Regions from separate parts of the Homo sapiens genome. Here region 1 is linked to region 2. The links are chromatin loops, found by intact Hi-C in ENCODE. Cell type or tissue: natural killer cell. All regions are shown on one strand.

The links. A loop is a pair of places that touch in the nucleus more often than their neighbours do. Peaks named below come from ENCODE experiments on the same cell type or tissue, not always from the same donor. Only the 100,000 strongest peaks of a DNase experiment are listed, where the experiment ranks them.
Region 1: a loop joins it to region 2, with 4 times the contacts of the local background. A loop is called at or near these places in 3 of 110 quality-filtered maps.

What each region holds. Positions count from the first base shown.
Region 1 is chr1:24,907,572-24,912,571 of GRCh38, forward strand. All of the region lies in intron 3 of RUNX3 (RUNX family transcription factor 3), which reads right to left. Among named protein-coding and RNA genes, the nearest start is that of MIR6731, 9.3 kb to the right of the region's middle. In natural killer cell, CTCF peaks have their summits at 2,262 and 2,483; DNase peaks (open chromatin) are centred at 3,400, 3,750 and 4,460; H3K4me3 peaks cover 676 bases; H3K27ac peaks cover 5,000 bases.
Region 2 is chr1:25,034,289-25,039,288 of GRCh38, forward strand. No RefSeq gene overlaps it. Among named protein-coding and RNA genes, the nearest start is that of LINC02793, 4.4 kb to the right of the region's middle. RefSeq lists an enhancer at 174-233. In natural killer cell, CTCF peaks have their summits at 3,029 (motif pointing right), 3,245 and 3,447; DNase peaks (open chromatin) are centred at 2,023, 3,053 and 3,583; H3K27ac peaks cover 2,409 bases.

The DNA of each region.
Region 1 (5,000 bases), 130 kb before region 2:
TCAAAAGACTTTCTGAACAGAGAATGGTCGTTATGTGCCACCCCACATATCTAAACCTCTACAACACACGGTGATCCAAACCTCTACAACACGCGGTGATCTAAACCTCTACAACACGCGGTGATCTAAACCTCTACAACACGCGGTGATCTAAACCTCTACAACACACTGTGATGTAAACCTCTACAACACGCGGTGATCTAAACCTCTACAACACACGGTGATCCAAACCTCTACAACACACGGTGATCTAAACCTCTACAACACACGGTGATCTAAACCTCTACAACACACTGTGATGTAAACCTCTACAACACGCGGTGATCTAAACCTCTACAACACACTGTGATGTAAACCTCTACAACACGCGGTGATCTAAACCTCAACCACACGCGGTGATCTAAACCTCTACAACACGCGGTGATCTAAACCTCTACAACACGCGGTGATCCGAACCTCAACCACACGCGGTGATCCGAACCTCTACGACACACGGTGATCCGAACCTCTACGACACGCGGTGATCCGAACCTCTACGACACGCGGTGATCCAAACCTCTATGACACGCGGTGATCCGAACCTCTACGACACGCGGTGATCCGAAGCTCTACGACACGCGGTGATCCGAACCTCTACGACACGCGGTGATCTGAACCTCTATGACACGCGGTGATCTGAACCTCTACGACACGCGGTGATCCAAACCTCTACGACATGTGGTGATCCAAACCTCTACGACACACGGTGATCCAAACCTCTACAACACACTGTTTGGCAGAAGAGGAAACTGAGGGCCAGGTGCAGTGGCTTACGCCTATAATCTCAGCACTTTGGGAGACTGAGATGGGAGGATCAGTTGAACCCAGGAGTTTGAGATCAGCCTGGGCAACTATCGAGACCCCTGTCTGTACAAAAATTAAAAAAAAAAAAGAAAAAAGAAAAACTTAGCCAGGTGGGGTGGCACAAGCCTGTAGTCCCAGCTACTGGGATGACTGAGGCAGGAGGATCACTTGAGCCCAGGAGGTGGAGGCTGCAGTGAGCTGATTGTACCACTGCATCCCAGTCTGGGCAACGGAACAAGGACCCTAGATCTAAAAAAAGGAAACTGAGGCAACAGACATGAGAAAGTGGCTCATGCCCCCAAGGGAGGCAGGGAGATAACCCAGGAGCACTGCCACCCTCTGCCTCCCAGCATCCCAGCCTGCCTTGCACACTGTCTCCCATGTCTACAAGAACAATGGGAGGTGGCCCCAGGAGGGGACTGCAGGCTTTTCCAGCCCTAAGTCACTCTGGGATCCCCAGAACATGCCTTCTTCTCTCTGGGCCTCAGGCAGAAAAATAACTCCACCAGGATGCTGGGCAGAGGTGTAGGGGGCTTGCATGAGGGACTAGACAGCCATCTCTGCCTGGAAGCTGGGGTCAGGGGACGAGATGTCACACCTGGAGAAAACTGCCAGCATTTTCCACTCCCTATCTGCCAGAGCCCACACAGGAAGAATCCCAGCCTCACATCCGAGGACTCAGAGGTGCTGGGAGGGTCAAGGTGGCCAGGCTCCCACCCTCCTGCGGCCTGCTGAGGCCGAGGGACACTTCTGGAGTGATATCAAGCTTGCAGGGACCTCCCCCGCCACACACACTTTTTTAATTACTAATTTTACATTTCACAAGCAACACGTGAATATTTACAAAAATAAAAGCATTACAGATAAGGCTCTGTCCACCGCTCTAAGCTCCTCTCCAGAGTCCCCACCGTGACCAGTTTCTTTCCAGACATTTTTCATCTTCCATGAATGGAAAACGCAAAGTAGGCTTCTCATGGAACTCTCTTGAACAGCCTCAGTCCGGGTGTGTCATTCTGTAACTTGCTTTCTTAGTAGCACACCTTGGAGCTCAAACTCAGTTTCCCTATCTGCAAAATGGGGACAGTAATCCAGCCCCACAGAAATGACGGAGTTCCCATAAAACCCTGGGGATCCTCCCTGCTACGGAAGGGATTCAACAAGCATGGCGAGAATGACGCTGCTCTCCCTCTTTCCTGCTGGCCACTGGAGGCACAGTTCACTCCGCAGTCCTCTCCACCCACATTTCAGTCCTTCTCAAGCTTCCCCTTTAGTTCCCTTACATGCAACACTCCCGGGAACGTCCCTGTTCGCACCCCCTAGTGGCTGCAGCTTCTCCAGGGCTGACCCGAGGAAAGGACGGCTCCCTTGGAGGACTGTGCACTCCAGGGTTCGGCTGATCAACCCTAACACGGTCACGGCCATTCTACCTCACGTGACTTGGTGGGAGGCTGCCAGTCAGGCAGGGTGGCCAGGCCCTCTTTTACAAGTAAGAGAACTGCAACTGCGGAGAGGCGAGGAAGCTTGTTGGAGGCCACACGCCGAACAAGGGGTGGGATTTCCTGGACCTGGGACCCTTTAGAAAAGATGGAGGCTAGGCATGGTGGCTACGCCTGTAATCCCAGCGCTTTGGGAAGCCGAGGCGGGCGGATCACCTGAGTGAGGTCAGGAGTTTGAAACCAGCCTGACCAATATGGTGAAACCCCGTCTCTACTAAAAGTACAAAAATTAGCCGGGCGTGGTGGCGGGCGCCTATGATCCCAACTACTTGGGAGGCTGAGGCAGGAGAATCGCTTGAACCCGGGAGGCGGAGGTTGCAGTGAGCCAAGATCACACCACTGCACTCCAGCCTAGGTGACAGAGCAAGATTCCATCTCAAAAAAAAAAAAAAAAAAAAATGTGGGAGGGGGTAAGGGGGAGGAGAAGGTTTGCCTAAGGCCTTGGGTCTAGAATGACATGTGCGTTTTCTAGTTTGGCAGAGGGAGAAGAGGCAAGATGTAGGTGGGAGGTAAAACAGAACTCACTGCGCTTCTTGGGGCCTGAACAAGTGATTGCTGGGGACTCGAAAAGTGGGAAAAGCCTGTCGACCACTGTAGGGCATGAGGGGACAGAGCCCGAGGCCTCGCATGGGCCTGATTTCTGATTTTCAGAATGGGAACGCAATGGATTCTGGTACTTGTAGGCCCCCAAGCTCCCTACGCATCCCTGTTGGAAGCTCAAACAGGTATCTGGGAGCCTCAGAAAGAAAGCAGGGGGCCTGGGAGCCACAGGGGCTCAGCCAGTCACCAAGAACCAGGGAGCCCCACCTTCTCCTCCAATGAGGCCCCAGACCAGGAATCCATGGGACACTTGGTGGCAGGAATAAGACCATTTGGTCTCTGGCCAGGCCCCCACTGCTGCCTCCCAGGGCCCTTGGCAACAAAGGGGAAAACATGGGCTGGGGGCGAGTTTAGCTGGAGCTGGGGCTGCAAACTCAGATGCCCATGGGGATGGGGCAAGTCACGTGAACGAGGCAAGTGGGATGGGTGGGGCCTGGAGCGGATGGGGAGGAGATGCCTTGTGGAAAGCACCTGACTGCTACCCTGAGGAGGGCAGGCCCAGTACGGCCAGAGCTTCCAATTCCAGACCGAGTCCTCAGCCCTAACAGGCCTTGGAGGAAATGTTGTCCTTGCTCCTGAGGCCACTGGAAATGGCAGGGAGATGTGGATGAGCTGGGGGACAAGTGAGCAGAAGAATCTTAACAGGCATGAAGCCTGCCGGGTGGACGTGGGGACCACAGACTGATCCGACAACAGCCTGAGTGCAAAGGATCTGGGTGTTTTAGTCAGCCACAAGCTTGAAGGGAGCCAATAGGGCTGGTGCAAAACCTCAGGCCTTGTTACTTTCGTCACAGGAGAATAAAGTCCCCTGTTTCTGAGTCACACCATGTACAAAGAGTGTTTACAGTTACTCCTGCGGCCTGGCGGAAGAGGGCGGGGTTGACAGCCAGCCTGGGTTCGAGGACGGGTCCTGTCACTTGCAGTCTGGTGGCCTCACTCAAGTCACACTCCTTTCCCCCACCCCGAGCTGCGGTGTCCCCATCACACTGTCTTTGTGGGTTGAGGTGCTGGCCTAAGGTGTGGACACTTTCCAGTCACGTGGGTCACCACCATCATGACCATCGCTTTTATCTCTGCTCATGCCCAAAGGAAGCAGAACTATCATCCCCATGCTGGAGACCGGGGTGTGGAGGCCAGGATGCTGAAGTCGTGTGAGGAACACAGAGCCTGAGCAGCAAGGCAGGATTCACACCCGGATCCCCCGACTCCAAGCCCAGGGCTCTTTTCCTGACACTTTCCCTTTTGTTCCCATTGTTTAGACGGGGCCACCGAGGCTTCACCATGAGACCGACGCTGAGCGCCTGTTCCGGGACCCAGGCTGTGGGTCAGGTAATCTGACCCCGGAACCCACGCTCCCACCACATGCTCCCTTGCCCTCCGTAGGGCAGACTTCCCGGAGGAGGGGAGTCCAACAGCACTTCGGAAATAGCTTCCTTGTTACTGTGGAACGCTGGAGCCACTGCCAGGGAGGGGAGAGGGGAGCCAAGGCGGCCCCACGTGGCCAGGGCGCCAGAGAGTCTCAGAGCCACAGGGCCAGGGCTCTCACACTGGGAATAGGACAGAAGTTCCAGTGCCTGAGGAAAGAAGATGGTCTTCAGAAAAAGCCTCTTTCATTCGGTTACCCAGAGCAAGAGCTGCGTGGGGAGCTCTGGCTCTAACCCACTCCGTCACCTTGGGCCCAGTCCTGCTACGCCTCAGTTTCCCCTCTGCACAGTCTGCTCACTGAGGCCCCTTCCTTTTGAAAGTCCCTGATTTAAGGTAGCAAAGATCAGCCGCTGGTCAGAGGGGCCCCAGAAAGAAAAGAAGGCAGGGCTGCTGGCCCCAGGGCCCACCCACTACCACTTCTTCCTGCTGCTGCTGTTCCCAGTATTTCTTGAATATTCTCTGCCCCCCACTCTTCAGAGCCTCAGCTCAGGACAGCCTCTGCCAGCAATGCTTTCTGTCCTGTGAAGCCCAGTCCAGGAGCCCCTCCTCCAGGAAGCCCCCCTTCTCCCACAGTAGATCCCCATCACACCTCTGCAGGCTAGGGCTGTCCTTTAAAGCAGTCGCCAGCAGGAGTGG
Region 2 (5,000 bases):
GGACCAGCACTGCATTCTTAGAAGCCTGGGTCCGGCCGGGGCCCCTGATGTTGTGGCTGGGGGTCCACAGACCTGGGTTCTCAGCCCCGCTTTGCCACTTCCTCGCCCTGAAGCCTCAGCCAAGTTGCTTCCCCGTCTGGACCTGTTCCTCGTCTGTTAAATGGGGTGATCACCCACCACCCGCCGCCTCAGAGGGACAGTGAAAATGGGGAGTCCTGAAAGGCCAGAGCTGGAAAGTCCCCGAAGAGTCCTTACAGAGGAGGCAGGTGGGAAAGGAGGGAGATTGTCCCCGGTCCCACAGCCAGTGGGTAGCAGGGCCGTGAGGTTCTGGAAAGAGCACTGCATTGGGAGGTAGCACTTGGCCCAAGCCTCACTCAGCTCCTTCCTAGCTATGGGACCTTGGCCAAGTCAACCAAGGCCCCTGGGCCTTTTCCTACAAGACAGCAAACCTCGTCTCCCAGGGCTCCTGGGGCGCGCAGATGCTCCGTACTGTGTTGTGAACAGGAAGGGCTTCTTGCTGGAGGTAGACTGGAACTCAGATCTCAAGGGTTCCCGTTCTTTGCTGCCCCTCCCCTGAACTCCATATGCAAGGAGTGGGGTCTGGCACCTCCTGAGGGGAGGACTCCTCTTGCTTGCCTCTACCCCTGCCTCCCCCCATTGGGTGAGAGGTGGCAAATCTCTTTCCTTGATTCCACTGAGTCACTGGAGGCCGTGCTCTTGGAGGAGCTGCGTGTGAAGTCACCTCTCCCACATCAGCAGCCAGAGACGCCATTGCCACTGACACTGTGGCACCCAAACCCCCGTCTACTGCAGGCTGGCAGAGCCCTCCACAGACCCCGGAGCCCAAACAGCCTTTGTGGTGCAGCCAAGGGGTAAGGGGGAGGCTGGGCGGGGCCCGGAGCAGCCCTCCAGCAGCAGGCTTCCTGATGCTGTTGGCACCACTGCCCAGTCCCAGCTCAGGCTTCTGGAGAGTGGGCCTCAGGATGGCAGAGCTGGCAGAGGAGGTAGAGGCTAGCCCATCGTGGGGACAGAATGAGAGTCCATGGACCTAAAGAAGAGCTGGGAACCGCAAATCCCATGTGGAATTATGGGATATGTGTGTGTGTGTATGTATGTGTGTGTGTGTGTATGTATGTGTGTGTGTGTGTGTGTGTGTTCATATACACACATTATCTGCATTTCCCAAGGAGGAGGGTCAGGTTTCATCAGATTCTCAAAGACAAAAATAACATGTTCAGGACCAGGATGCTTTTTCCCTTTTCCCATTCCCAGATGAGGCAGTTGAGGCACAGAGAAAAAATTACCTCACAGTTCTTACAGGCAGGATAAGGAAGGGTAGTTGATGTTCCAATGATGACTTCCTTTTTCTGGTTCAAAAAAGGTCTCTGGAGAGTTCAGAGGGAGACTCTATCCCATCTTCCTGTCCCAGAACATTGATGGTAGCTGTGGCTGGAAGAGTGAGCTCACCCAGGAGAAGAGGTTAGGTCTCCTGAACCAAACCCCAGAGCTCCCACCAGCACTACCACCATCGCCACCACCATCATCACCACCAGCACCACTACCATCACCAGCACCACCACTATCAACACTACCACAGTCACCACTAGCATCACTGTTACCACCATCAACACCACCACCACTACCATCAACACCACCATCACTACCAGCACCACCATCAACACCAACACCACCATTATCATCAGCACTACCATAATCACCATCACCAGCAACACTACCATCATCACCATGAACATCACTACCATCACCACTAGCATCATTATCAACCACCATCACTAATACCACTGGAATCACCACCACTACCACCATCACCACTATCAACACCATCCCCACCATCCACATCATCAACACCACCACCAACACCACCATCATCACCACTAACACCATAACCAGCACTACCATCACTACCACAATCAACACCATTACAAGCATCAGCACCACCATCATTACCACCACCACTACCATCACCACCATCACTATTGACACCACTCTTACTACCACCATCACCACCGTCACTACTGACACCAGCACTACTATCTGATTACCAGCATCATCATCAACGTCATCACCACTACAATCACTACCATCACTATCAACACCACCATCACCACCATCCCTATTGACACCAGCACTACTATCAGACTACCAGTATCTCCATCAACACCATCATCACCACCACCACCATCAACACCATAACCACAAGCACTGCCAGCACCGCCATTGACACATGGTCTGCATTAGAGACTGAGCTAATCATCTTGCTTCTACCATTACCCTGCTGGTAATTGGGATACCCAGCTCAGGCTTCACCCAGAACCCTGTGGGACCAGCCAAGGGTGGGTGAAAATGAACCTCTGTGCTCTGAGGCAGGTGAGGACATTCCGAATGGAAAATGCCAATTGCAAAATGAGCTTAACTGACCTGACCTTCACATCAGACCCCCTTGGGGATGGTAGGAGAAATGTACATATTGGTCCCTCTATCTCTCAACAAATATTTACTATATATTATTTTAGCTGACACCTATGCACCACTGATCAAGCACTGTTTTAATTACTTTAGATATATGAACTAATTCAACCTTTGTAGTAACCCTATGAGGTGGGTAGTATTATTATCCCTATTTTGCAGTCGAGGAAACAAAGGTACAGAAGTGAAATAGCTTATCCAAGGCCAGGCACTTAGTAAATGGCAAGGCCAAGATTTGAACTCAGACATCCCAACACGCAGAGTCCACGCACCTAACCACTACACTCACTGTCAGATGGAAGGAGCATGGGACACGCCAAAGAAAATCCCAGGTGTGCAAACCTGCAAGTAACTGTGATCTCCTTGAAGGCATGGGCCATATCATTTGCGCTGCTGTGTTCTCAGAGCCTATCACCAGGCCTGGTATACAGTAAGGGCTCAATAAATGTTAGCTGAATAAGTGAATTGATCGGTAACACTGGGCTTCAAACCCTTCCCCCGGCACCTCTTCCTTCCTCCCCTGAGCCGCACTTGAGGGCAGTATCGGAAGCTGTAGTTCTACTGCCAGCCAACAGAGGGCAACATGTATAATAGGGTGAGATCGGCCATCAGCCAGGAAGAAGGAATTAGGAGGAAGAGGAGGCAATACTTTGTGGCAGGCATGAATGCACTTATTGATTAAAAACAAAATTGAGACAAACCTTGGAACCTACCACATGATGGGACACTATGGCTGGTATTTTCTATTTGACAGCTGAGGAAACTGAGGTTCAGAAAGGGAAAGGTCGTTGCCCAAGGTCATGCAGCAAGTGAGTGGCAAAGCCAGGCTGAAGAACCTAGGTCTCCTGGGCTCTTTCCCAACCAGAACTCAAAAAACAGCTGACAGATGGGAAGATAGACCAGACATCTCCCTGTCTGTCAAAACAAGACAAGGTGGGCTCTGGAAGAGGGACGTTGAAAGTTACCAGCCAGGGCAAACCCCTAACCCTGCTTACCATCCCTCCTACCCTACCCCACCCCACCCCACCCCACCTTATGCCCCAGCCCCATTCCCCTCCCTCCCCTCCCCACCCCCCCGCACACATAGCCAGGCCGCCCCCTGGTGTCTGTGACTGGCAGTACGCAAATGCACAGTCTCGATTTTGTCAATCCCCCTGCCATGAGGATGCATCTCCACCTTATAGGCCCAGGTCTGACCACAGGCTGCTGGGGTAGCAAGGGACCAAGAGCACCAGGTTCCAGTCCCTCCAGGGACTCACAGGCCACAGGATGAGGCAAGATGGCCCCAGAACAGAACACAGAGCTCATGTGCCGGAGTTCCAGGAATTACAGCCAATGGCCACCCCATGCAACCAGCACTGCACTCAGCACTGGTGATGCTCCACTTCTTTTAGGCCACACCATCCTATGGGGTAGGTACTTGTATTCACCTTCATTGACAGCTGAGGAAACTGAGGCTTAGCAAGGGGATGTAACCTTGCCATTGGAGTCCACACTGGCTGATTTCAAGTCAACGGCTGGTTCAGCTGCCCCATGCAATAACCCCTGTAGCTCTGAGTGAGTGTGGTAGGCTTGGACGGTAGTAGTCTTGGAAGGCTCCCAGGAGGAGGTGGGGCTCCACTGTCTCAAAGACAAGATCCAACTCCTTGCCATCACCCACTGGTGACAACAATCATCACAACAACAAGTACCATGCATTAAGTACTTAGTGCTGGGTGCTGCAGTTTAAGTACTTTACATGGATTATTTACTCATTCATTCATTTATATATTTACTGAGCATCTCCTATGCACCTGTGTGCTAGGTGCTGGATCACAACAGTGAACAAAACAGACAAAAATTCCTGACCTCATGAGACTTATATTCTGGACATGAGAGAAAGATAATAAGCAAAATAAAAGCATACAGTGTGTGCCAGTGATCATATAATAACTTCTGGAGAAAAATTAATTAGGAGGAGGAGAGAAGGCATTTGGGGAAGGTGTTAGTACTTTAAGCTGTGTGGTCAGGGGAGGTTCCCTGAGATGACATTTAAGCAGAAAGCAGAAAGAACCATGTGGGTGTCTGGGGGAAGAGCATTCTAGGCAGCGACAATAGCCGTGCAAAGGCCCTGAGGCAACTGTCTCCTTGATTCATCTCATTCAACCTTGAGTTAGAAATCGCTGTTGTTCCCATTTCATAGATGCCCCTAGTTAAGGAGCACTTTCTACATCTGGCAGGGAAGAGGCAGGGCAGATGGAGAAACTGAGGCCCAGAAAGATCATGCTCAAAGTCACACAGTGAGTCTGTGGCATAGCTGGAATTCATGCCTCGGTCTTCTGCCTTCCATACCAGAGCTCTTCCGAGAGTAACTCAAGGTTCTTTAGTTTCTAATGGAATGCATCACTTCTGGCACCCCCAAAGTTCAGGGACCCCAAAGGACTGGGGCACGATGCAGTCTCCAGAAAGGCTACTGAACCAAGCACGGGTGATGAATCCCAGCCTGGGGGAGGCAGAGCCAGCCTGGGTGGCAG